Regions from separate parts of the Homo sapiens genome. Here region 1 is linked to region 2. A link is an interaction called in ENCODE POLR2A ChIA-PET data of the cell type or tissue named here. Cell type or tissue: PC-9. All regions are shown on one strand. Links, peaks and the distances in the headings refer to the core of each region. The heading gives the core; the rest is flanking DNA.

Region 1 (4,482 bases), core at 367-4,366, 1.1 Mb after region 2:
TTCAGTGTAAGATGTGGAGGGAACGAACATCCAAACCACGTCACATGGCAATGGGTCAGGATACAGGGAAGGGTGAAGAGCTGAGACGGACAATTCCATCTGCCACCTATGACCAGGGAACTTCATCTATTCTGGGGTGGCAAGAAAGCCTTTCCTGAGGAAATGAAATTTTGGCTGAAAAGTGGGAGGCGGGCAGGGAGCAAGGGTTACCATGTAAAGTAGAAGGAATAGCATTCTTCCATAGGGAATAGCATCTGCCACAGTCTTGAGGCAAGAGGACCATGGCACATTAAAAAAGGGTGGCAAGGATGATGAGAAACAAGGCACAGGAGAGGAAGCAGGAAGGCAGTCAGGAGCCCGAGGGGGTGGGGCCTTACAGGCCATGCCAGTGGCTTTTGACCTTTATGGGCATAGGGAAATCATTGAGAAGTTTTAACCAGAGAAGTGAAATTTTGCATTTGAAAACTATTTTCAGCTTTATACAGCAGAAACATCAACTCAGAATGGCTTAGACAATAAGAAAATGTATTACATGACTAACACAAAATTGGAGCCCCTCCAAGTCGGTAATTCAGTAACTCTGAAACAACGCAAGGGACAAAGCATTCCCCAGTTGCATGTCATCATTTACAATAGATCAGCTCTGTCCTCTCCTTAATTCTTTTAAGTCCCAAGATGAATACATAGGTTCCAGACGTCACATGCAGAAATGACAGTGTCCAGGTGAAGAAATGATCCTCTTCTCCCTCCTTTTCAGGATTAACAAAAAACTTTCCCAGAAACCTCCAGGGGAAGTGACATCTCATTGGTCAAAACTAGGTTACAAGCCCACCCTTGAACCAATCCCAAGTAAGAAGAATGAGACTGCCATGACTGACTTGGACCAATCAAGACCTATCAGCTAGAGTCGTTACGTAACAAAGACAAAACTGTGAGGGGGAACGGCTTCTTTCAGCAAAACTGTGATGTCCACTAGGAAAGAGGGACTTGGCACATGGCCAAGCCCAGAATTAAGGGTAGAAAAATACACCCCAACTTCAGTGGGAAGGAATGCAGAGCTACATAGCAAAGAGTGAATACAGGGAGGGGTAAACATTTGGACCCATTAATTCAATATGCCACCATACTTCTAAACATTCCCATCGACTGGACACACATACACACACACCCCCACACACACGGCAAAATTATCCCATTCTGTGGCATTGAACACATAGCAAATTGTGTATATTTCTCACATGAAACATGATTGCATACCACCTTGTCTTTATTATTGCATTAGTCTCTACTGCTACTATAAAAAGTTATCACAAACCAAGCGTCTTAAAAAACATATATTTATTATCCAACAATTCTGCATGTCAGAAGTCTGACATGGGTCTCACTAAGGTAAAATCAACGCGCCAGCAGGACTGTGTTCCTTTTTGGATCCTCTAGAGCAAAATCCATTTCCTTGCTTATTCTGATTGTTCAAAGCCAGGTTGAGCTCCTCTCACATTTTGTATTTTTCCTTCCTTTTTTCTGGTTCTCACATCTCTCCAATCTTGTGTGCCTTCCTCTTCTTTTTTTTTTTTTTTGTTTTTGTTTTTGTTTTTGTTTTGTTTTGTTTTGAGACGGAGCCTGTAGCCCAGGCTGGATGCAGTGGCGTAATCTTGGCTCACCGCAACCTCTGCCTCTCGGGTTCAAGCAATTCTGCCTGCCTCAGCCTCCCAAGTACAAGTAGCTGGGATTACAGGCGCATGCCACCACACCCGGCTAATTTTTTTTTTTTTTTTTTTTTTTTTTTTTTTTTTTTTTTTTTTTTTTTTTTTTTTTTAGTAGAGACGGGGTTTTGTCATGTTGGCCAGGCCAGTCTTGAACTCCTGACCTCAGGTGATCTGCCCACCTCAGCCTCCCAAAGTGCTGGGATTATAGCCACCTCGCCCGGCCCCTCTTCACTTTTAAGAACCCATATAATGACATCAGGCTCACCTCGGTTATTGAAAATAATCTCCCTGTTTCAGAGTCTCTTGCCTTAATTCCTTTTGTTTTGTAACCCAGCATTTCACAGCTTTCACGGATTAGGATGTGCACATCTTTGGGGGCCATTATTGTACTTACTTCAAATTTATTAAGCAACTATTAAATGATTATTCAGCTTCGAGTGTGTCTCTCCGAGTCTTTTGAGAGCACTGTGAGTTTAGAGACTGAGTGTAAATGTTCCTGTGCTCTCCACCTAACCACTCAGTAACAATGTGGAAAAAAATGAACCTGGTATACAGGAAAGCTCTAATATCATTTAAAAGGGAGAGTTTTATCTAAGTGGTCTATTCCTAACACAAGAGATAAATCCTACTGTTTAACACGTGACATGGTTCTGTCTTTTACCTGGATAACTGTACCAGCAATAGCCCAAAAGGTATCTGTGGTAGAAGATACTACACTAAGGAGGAACACAAAAACATGAACATTTTATTTGCTGTCCCCTGTAAGTACTTACAAAACATTTTGGCAGAGACCAAGGGGAAAATATAACATCTTAATGAAAAAGGCTCAGTGGGAACCCCTGAAATCTATCAATGCCACCTAGGGGGATTTATAACAGAGGGTGAAAAAGGCTCTAGGCCAGTTTCTGGGATGCTAGCATATATTTGCTTTGTGGTGAATGAGCTAATGCAGGGTTTCCAAGTGCGCCAAACAGATGACGCACACACTGTGAGCTTACTTACCATGTCCTCAGGGGACTTTGTCCAAGAATTCTCCAAGTCTCCTTCACCTAGACGTCTAAATCTGCTGGGAAAGAGGGGAGAACCAAGTGACAGATGGAGAGAAACTCCAGGATAGCACAAAGCAAAGGATGCAGAGTCAGAAATACACCCACGGAGAGAGGGAGCAGAGGAAGAAAACGACAGGGAGGCACTGAGACCTCGAGAGGTGGGGAGGGGAAGGGAAAACCTCATCAACACAGGAAACAGAAATAAGTAACCCCTAATCTGCTCAGTCATCGGTTCTGGTAAAGCCCCTTTAAATGCTGAGAATCATTTTAAAGGAAGGTAAAAGCTGCTACGGTTCATGGAGTACTTAGTCATTCCATTTGAAACATTTTAAGGAGAGTAATCAAAAGCCACTGCAGTGGGAGATACAAGAATTGGGTTCCTGCTCCAGGTCAGCCATAGAGTATGTGTGCAGTCCTGACAGTTTGCATCCCAAGGCTCGGTCTCCTCATCTTTATATGATAGAGGGATTGGCCCGGGTCAGGGTCCCCAACTTGTGATCTACAGCCCCAGAATTGAGGGAATTGGTAAAATTTGCATAGAAAAAAATTTTATTTTTGTCAGCATCCAACTGAAATTCAACATGTCCTTCAATGATGAATGTAGGCAATTAGTATTAATACCATCCATGACTGTCGCCAATAGAAATCACAGACGTTTTATGTCACATTAAGGATTCTGCAAATATTTTATAATATCTTTTATTCTCATTACTACTTAAAAACTGAAGATTGGCTGGGTACAGTGGCTCGTGCCTGTAATCCCAGCACTTTGGAAGGCAGGAGGACTGTTTGAGTCCAGGAGTTCGAGACCAGCCTAGGCAACATAGGGAGAGCGTGTCTCTATAAAAAAAATTTTTTTAAATACAAAAATTTCAAAAACTGAAGTTTTTAAACCTGTGTCTAGATCTTATTTTTAATGTGCATTCATGAAACACATATATGACTATATTACAAATTTATTTTCTCTTAACATTTTAATAAATAGAGTTTAGTCAATTTTCTTTGCAATTCAATGTATTTTATTCTGTTTATTTAGTGATAATTTTCTGGCACAAACATACACAAACACAGAGTTAACAAAATAAATATTGGACTAGGCTGGGCATGGTGGCTCATGCCTGTAATCCCAGCACTTTGGGACGTCGAGGCGGACGGATCACCTGAGGTCAGGAGTTCAAGACCAGCCTGACCAACATGGTGAAAGCCTGTCTCTACTAAAAATACAAAAGTGAGCCGGGCGTAGTGGTGGATGCCTATAATCCCAGCTACTTGGGAGGCTGGGGCAGGAGAATCGCTTGAACCCGGGAGGCAGAGGTTGCAGTGAGCTAAGATTGCACCACTGCACTCCAGCCTCGGTAACAGAGCAAGACTCTGTTTCAAAACAAAACAAACAAACAAAAAGAAATCTTGGACTAGATGTCCTCTAACATCCCTTGAATCCTGTGAATTGATTGACAGTACAAATGTTTGCAGATGTCCTACATATCAAGCCCTGAAGAGGTTAATAATTTGCCCAGCATCTTACAGGTAGCACAGAGCAGAGACAGAACTGGAACTCAGGTCTCCCCCACAGAATGTGGGCACTTAATTACATGCTACACTGAGAGGTAAGTCCTCTCAACCACTTTTTTCTCCCACCACCACGTCTAACCATCTACCTGCATCTTACCACCTGCTACTATAGAAAAATTGCCTAAAATCAGGTCAACTTCTTCACTGGTAAATCA
Region 2 (4,482 bases), core at 202-4,201:
AGTTATTCAGTTATTAGAGTTTCTAGTAAATAAAAACTGGAATAACTGAAGTTTAAAGCTCAATGAATGCTGGGTGTGGTTCATGCCTGTAATCCCAGTGCTTTGGGAGGCCAAGGTGAGAGGAACCCTTGAGGTCAGGAGTTTGAGACCAGCCTGGGCAATAAAGCGAGACTCCATCTCAAAACAAAACAAAAAATTAGCCAGGTGTGGTAGCACATGCCTGTATTCTTAGCTACTTGGGAGGCTGAGGTTGGAGGATTGTTTCAGCCCAGGAGTTGGAGGCTGCAGTGAGCCCTGATTGTGCCAATGGACTTCAGCTTGGGCGACAGAGCGAGACTCGGTCTCTAAAAAATAAGAAATAGAATTCAGAAACAAATACTTTGTCATCTATAGACCATAACTAAATGAAAGTATAAGAGGTGTGTTTCTGGTAGAAAGAAAATGACTCTAATATAGAAGACCAGAGATGCAGAAAGAAATAATGAGTAACAAAATGGAACATATGTGGGTAAATATAAGTGTAAAATGTGGGTAAATATTAATGTACATTGGTCATTTAAAATGATAGTCATGATGTTTTGTTGGATAAAAACCATATGTAGGCAGGGTGTGGTGGCTCATGCCTGTAATCCCAGCACTTTGGGAGGCTGAGGCGGGCGGATCATGAGGTCAGGAGATCAAGACCATCCTGGCCAACATGGTGAAACCCTGTCTCTACTAAAAAAAATACAAAAGTTTGCTGGGCGTGGTGGTGTGTGTCTGTAATCCCAGCTACTCGGGAGGCTGAGGCAGGAGAATTGCTTGAACCATGCAGTTGGAGATTGCAGCAGTGAACTGAGATCACGCCACTGCACTTCAGCCTGGTGACAGAGCAAAACTCAGTCTCAAAAAAAAAACAACAAAAAACTACATGCATATGTGCAACAATGGCCATATGTCAGGTGTGTGTAAAAGGACTTAAAAGTGTTCTAAGGTCCTTGCATTGCCCAGGAGGAGGGTTAATGGATCAATTCACATTAGACTGGATGAGGCAATGATAAACATTATGATTTTGAGGGTCACTGCTAAATTACTAGAAAAAGATTGTTTAACATTCAAATTAGCAGAAACAAAAAATGGAATAATGAACTATATTAATCAGTCAGAAGGAAAGAAAGGAGAGGAATAGGTGTTAGAAAAGCTGAGACAGGCCGAGCACAGTGACTCACACCTGTAATCCCAGCACTTTGGGAGGCTGAGGCAGGAAGATCACTTGAGGCCAGGAGTTTGAGACCTACCTGGGCAACATAGCGAGACACGGTCTCTATATATTAAAAAAGAAAAAGAAGAACTGAGACAAATATAAGACTCATAATTCACAATGATAAAATGTCATTTTGGCTGGGTGTAGTGGCTCACACCTGTAATCCCAGCATTTTGGGAGGCAGGTGGATCACTTGAGGCCAGGAGTTCAAAACCAGCCTGGCCCACATGGCGAAACCCTGTCTCTGCTAAAAATATGAAAGTTAGCCGGGTGTGGTAGAACATACTCGTAAGCTCAGCTACTCAGGAGGCTGAGGCACAAGAATTGTTTGAACCCAGGAGGCAGAGGTTGCACTCTGTGAGCCGAGATCACACCACTGCACTCCAGCCTAGGTGACAGTGAAAGACTCCGTCTCAGAAAAAAGGCAATTTTCCAGGAAGATGTAATAATTCTAAATTTGTAGGCACCTACTAATATCGTCCTCAAAATAAAATGCTAAATCAACAGAACTAGAAGTAGAAATAGATGTGTCTATGATCATGGTGAGACATTTTAACATATTTCTTGCAGAAACTGACAAAATAGATCTACAGGCTTGTTGTTTGCCATTCTTTCTTTCTGCCTATTCTTTTCTTCCTTTCTCTTTTCTACTCTGAAATACAGGGAGCTACATGTCCTAGACTTTGGTTCAGCCGATAGGGGCATTCTCAGAAAACTAGCAGGTAGAGGGGGGAAAGCCATTTTCTCTCTACTTTGAGTGGTGTGTGTGTGTTTTCTCCACAGCCCCAGCTTCCACCTGGAAAAAATTAATTAACTAGAAAACAAGCATACAAAAGAGAGGATTAATGAAGCCACACATTGGTTCTCTGAAAAGACTAATGAAATTGATAAACCTTTTGTGATCCTGATCAAGAAAAAAGAGAACAGTCTCAGGAATATAACAGAGGCATCACTTCTGATCCTATAAATTCTAAAAACTAAAAAGAGGATATTATGGACACATTTTATATCAATCAATTTAAAAATTAAGGTGGAAATCCTAGGGAAAATACAAAAATGATACAAGAAAAAATAGAAAACTTGAAAAACTCCTCTAACTTTTAAAGTACCTGAATTCATAATTTAAAACTTCTCTTCAAAGAAAATTTAAGGCTCACATGGCTTTACTGGCAAGTCATATTAACATTTAAGGAATAAATAATTTCAGTCTTACACAGACTCCTTCGGGTAATAGAGAAAAAAGCATTTCCTTAATCACTACAGTAATGGAGCGTGATATTGGCTCAAGGTGGGAGGACTCGTTCTACCAGATACCAAGACTTACTAAAAAGTTAGAACCTGGGTGTGGTGGCTCATGTATGTAATTGCAGCTCTTTGGGAGGCCAAGGAGGAAGAATCGCTCAAGCCCAGGAATTTGAGGCCAGCCTGGACAAAACAGCGAAACCCTATCTCTACGAAAAAGAAAAAAAAAAAAAACCACAAAAATTAGCTGGGCAAGGTGGTGAGTGCCTGTGGTCCCAGTGATTAGGAAGGTTGAGGTGGGAGGATCACGTGAGCCTGGGAGGTGGAGGCTGCAGTGAGTGGTGATCACGCCACTGCACTCCAGCCTGGGTGACAGAGCGACACCCTGTCTTAAAAAAATAATAGTAATAAAATAAATTTTTAAAAGTTAGTACTCAAGACAGTATGGTATTGGTGTTAAGATAGAAAACTAGACCATATTTAAACAATTTATGACAAAGATGGCTCTGCAGAGCAGCAGGGAAAGGAGAGCCTTTTCGGTTAAATGGTGCTGAAACAGAAAAGTTGGTATAGAGAAGTGGTTAGACAGGTGATGGAAATCTGAAAGATCAAAAAGAAGATGAGGTAACCCAGAGAAAAGTAACTCCAGTCTCTTCTAGCATTTAGGGAACAAATGTAGGGGAGGTGGTGCCACCAGAATCTAAGAGTGCAGAGAAAGGAGCTGGGCCCAGGGAGGAGGAACATGTTGCCAGAGCTTCAACTTTGAAGGAGGGGCCTCCACTTCAAAGAGGAAGAAGGAAAGACTGAGAAGAAAGGAAAAAGAAGAAAGACTTCTTTCTGCTGCCTTCTGATCTCCTGCCCATGTATCTCTTCTTGGAGAGCCTAATGGGAAACGATCAACAAGGAAGGCTGAGAAACATAATTCACAGGCCCCAGTCCCAGTGTTCACAAGCAGAAAATGGAAAGGTAAATTATCAGCACTAGTATCCATATGGAGAAATGAAAATTGACTTCTTTCTCATACCATACACACTATAACATCTAAATATTAAGGGCAAACAATGAAATGTTCAGAGAAAAAAATGTAGGAAAAATGTTTCACTGTCAAAGAGTAGACAATTTTTTTTTTTTTTTAGATGGAGTCTCTCTCTGTCACCCAGGTTAGAGTACAGTGGCACGATCTTGGCTCACTGCAACCTCTGCCTCCCGGGTTCAAGCGATTCTCCTGCCTCAGTCTCCCGAGTAGCAGGGATTACAGAGGTGCACCACCACACCTGGCTAAATTTTGTATTTTTAGTAGAGACGGGGTTTCGCCATGTTGGACAGGCTGGTCTCGAATTCCTGACCTCAAGTGATCTGCCTGCCTAGGCCTCCCAAAGTGCTGGGATTACACGTGTGAGCCACGGTGCCTGGCCTGACAAATATTTCTTAAACAGGTCACAAAAACCACTAACTATAAAGGAAACAATAAATTCAAGGACATAAAAATTAAGAATTTTTTTTTTTGAGTTTGGCTCTTTCCCCCAGGCTGGAGTGCAATGGCATGATCTTGGCTCACCGCAACCTCCACCTCCCAGGTTCAAGCAATTCTCCCGCCTCAGCCTCCCGAATAGCTGGGATTATAGGCATGCGCCACCACGCCCAGCTAATTTTGTATTTTTAGTAGAGACGGGCTTTCTCCACGTTGGTCAGTCTGGTCTCGAATTCCCGACCTCAGCCTCAGGTGATCTGCCCACCTCGACCTCCCAATGTGCTAGGTTACAGGTGTGAGCCACCGTGCCCGGCCTTTTTTTTTTTTTTTTTTTTTAAGAGAAAGGTTCTCATGTTGCCCAGGCTGATCTTGAGCTCCTGGGCTCAAGCAATCCGCCTGCCTCAGCCTCTCAAAGTGCTAGGATTACGGTGTAAGCCACTGCACCTGGCCCTGAAAATTAAAAACTTATGTCCACCAGAAGATGACATTGAATGAAGAGGTAAGCCAGAGAGTGGAAGATATTTGC

The links. ChIA-PET counts read pairs that join two places held together with the same protein. Peaks named below come from ENCODE experiments on the same cell type or tissue, not always from the same donor. Only the 100,000 strongest peaks of a DNase experiment are listed, where the experiment ranks them.
Region 1: POLR2A ChIA-PET joins it to region 2 with 28 read pairs; 1 of 35 experiments calls an interaction of 5 or more read pairs at or near these places.

What each region holds. Positions count from the first base shown.
Region 1 is chr20:4,571,345-4,575,826 of GRCh38, forward strand. It overlaps LOC105372510 (a long non-coding RNA gene), which reads right to left and starts at 728. Exons shown (of 3, transcript XR_937214.3): 1 at 632-728. In PC-9, for the core only: no CTCF peak of the experiment used is centred there; a DNase peak (open chromatin) is centred at 2,677.
Region 2 is chr20:3,444,307-3,448,788 of GRCh38, forward strand. No RefSeq gene overlaps it. Among named protein-coding and RNA genes, the nearest start is that of ATRN, 24 kb to the right of the region's middle. In PC-9, for the core only: no CTCF peak of the experiment used is centred there; a DNase peak (open chromatin) is centred at 2,565.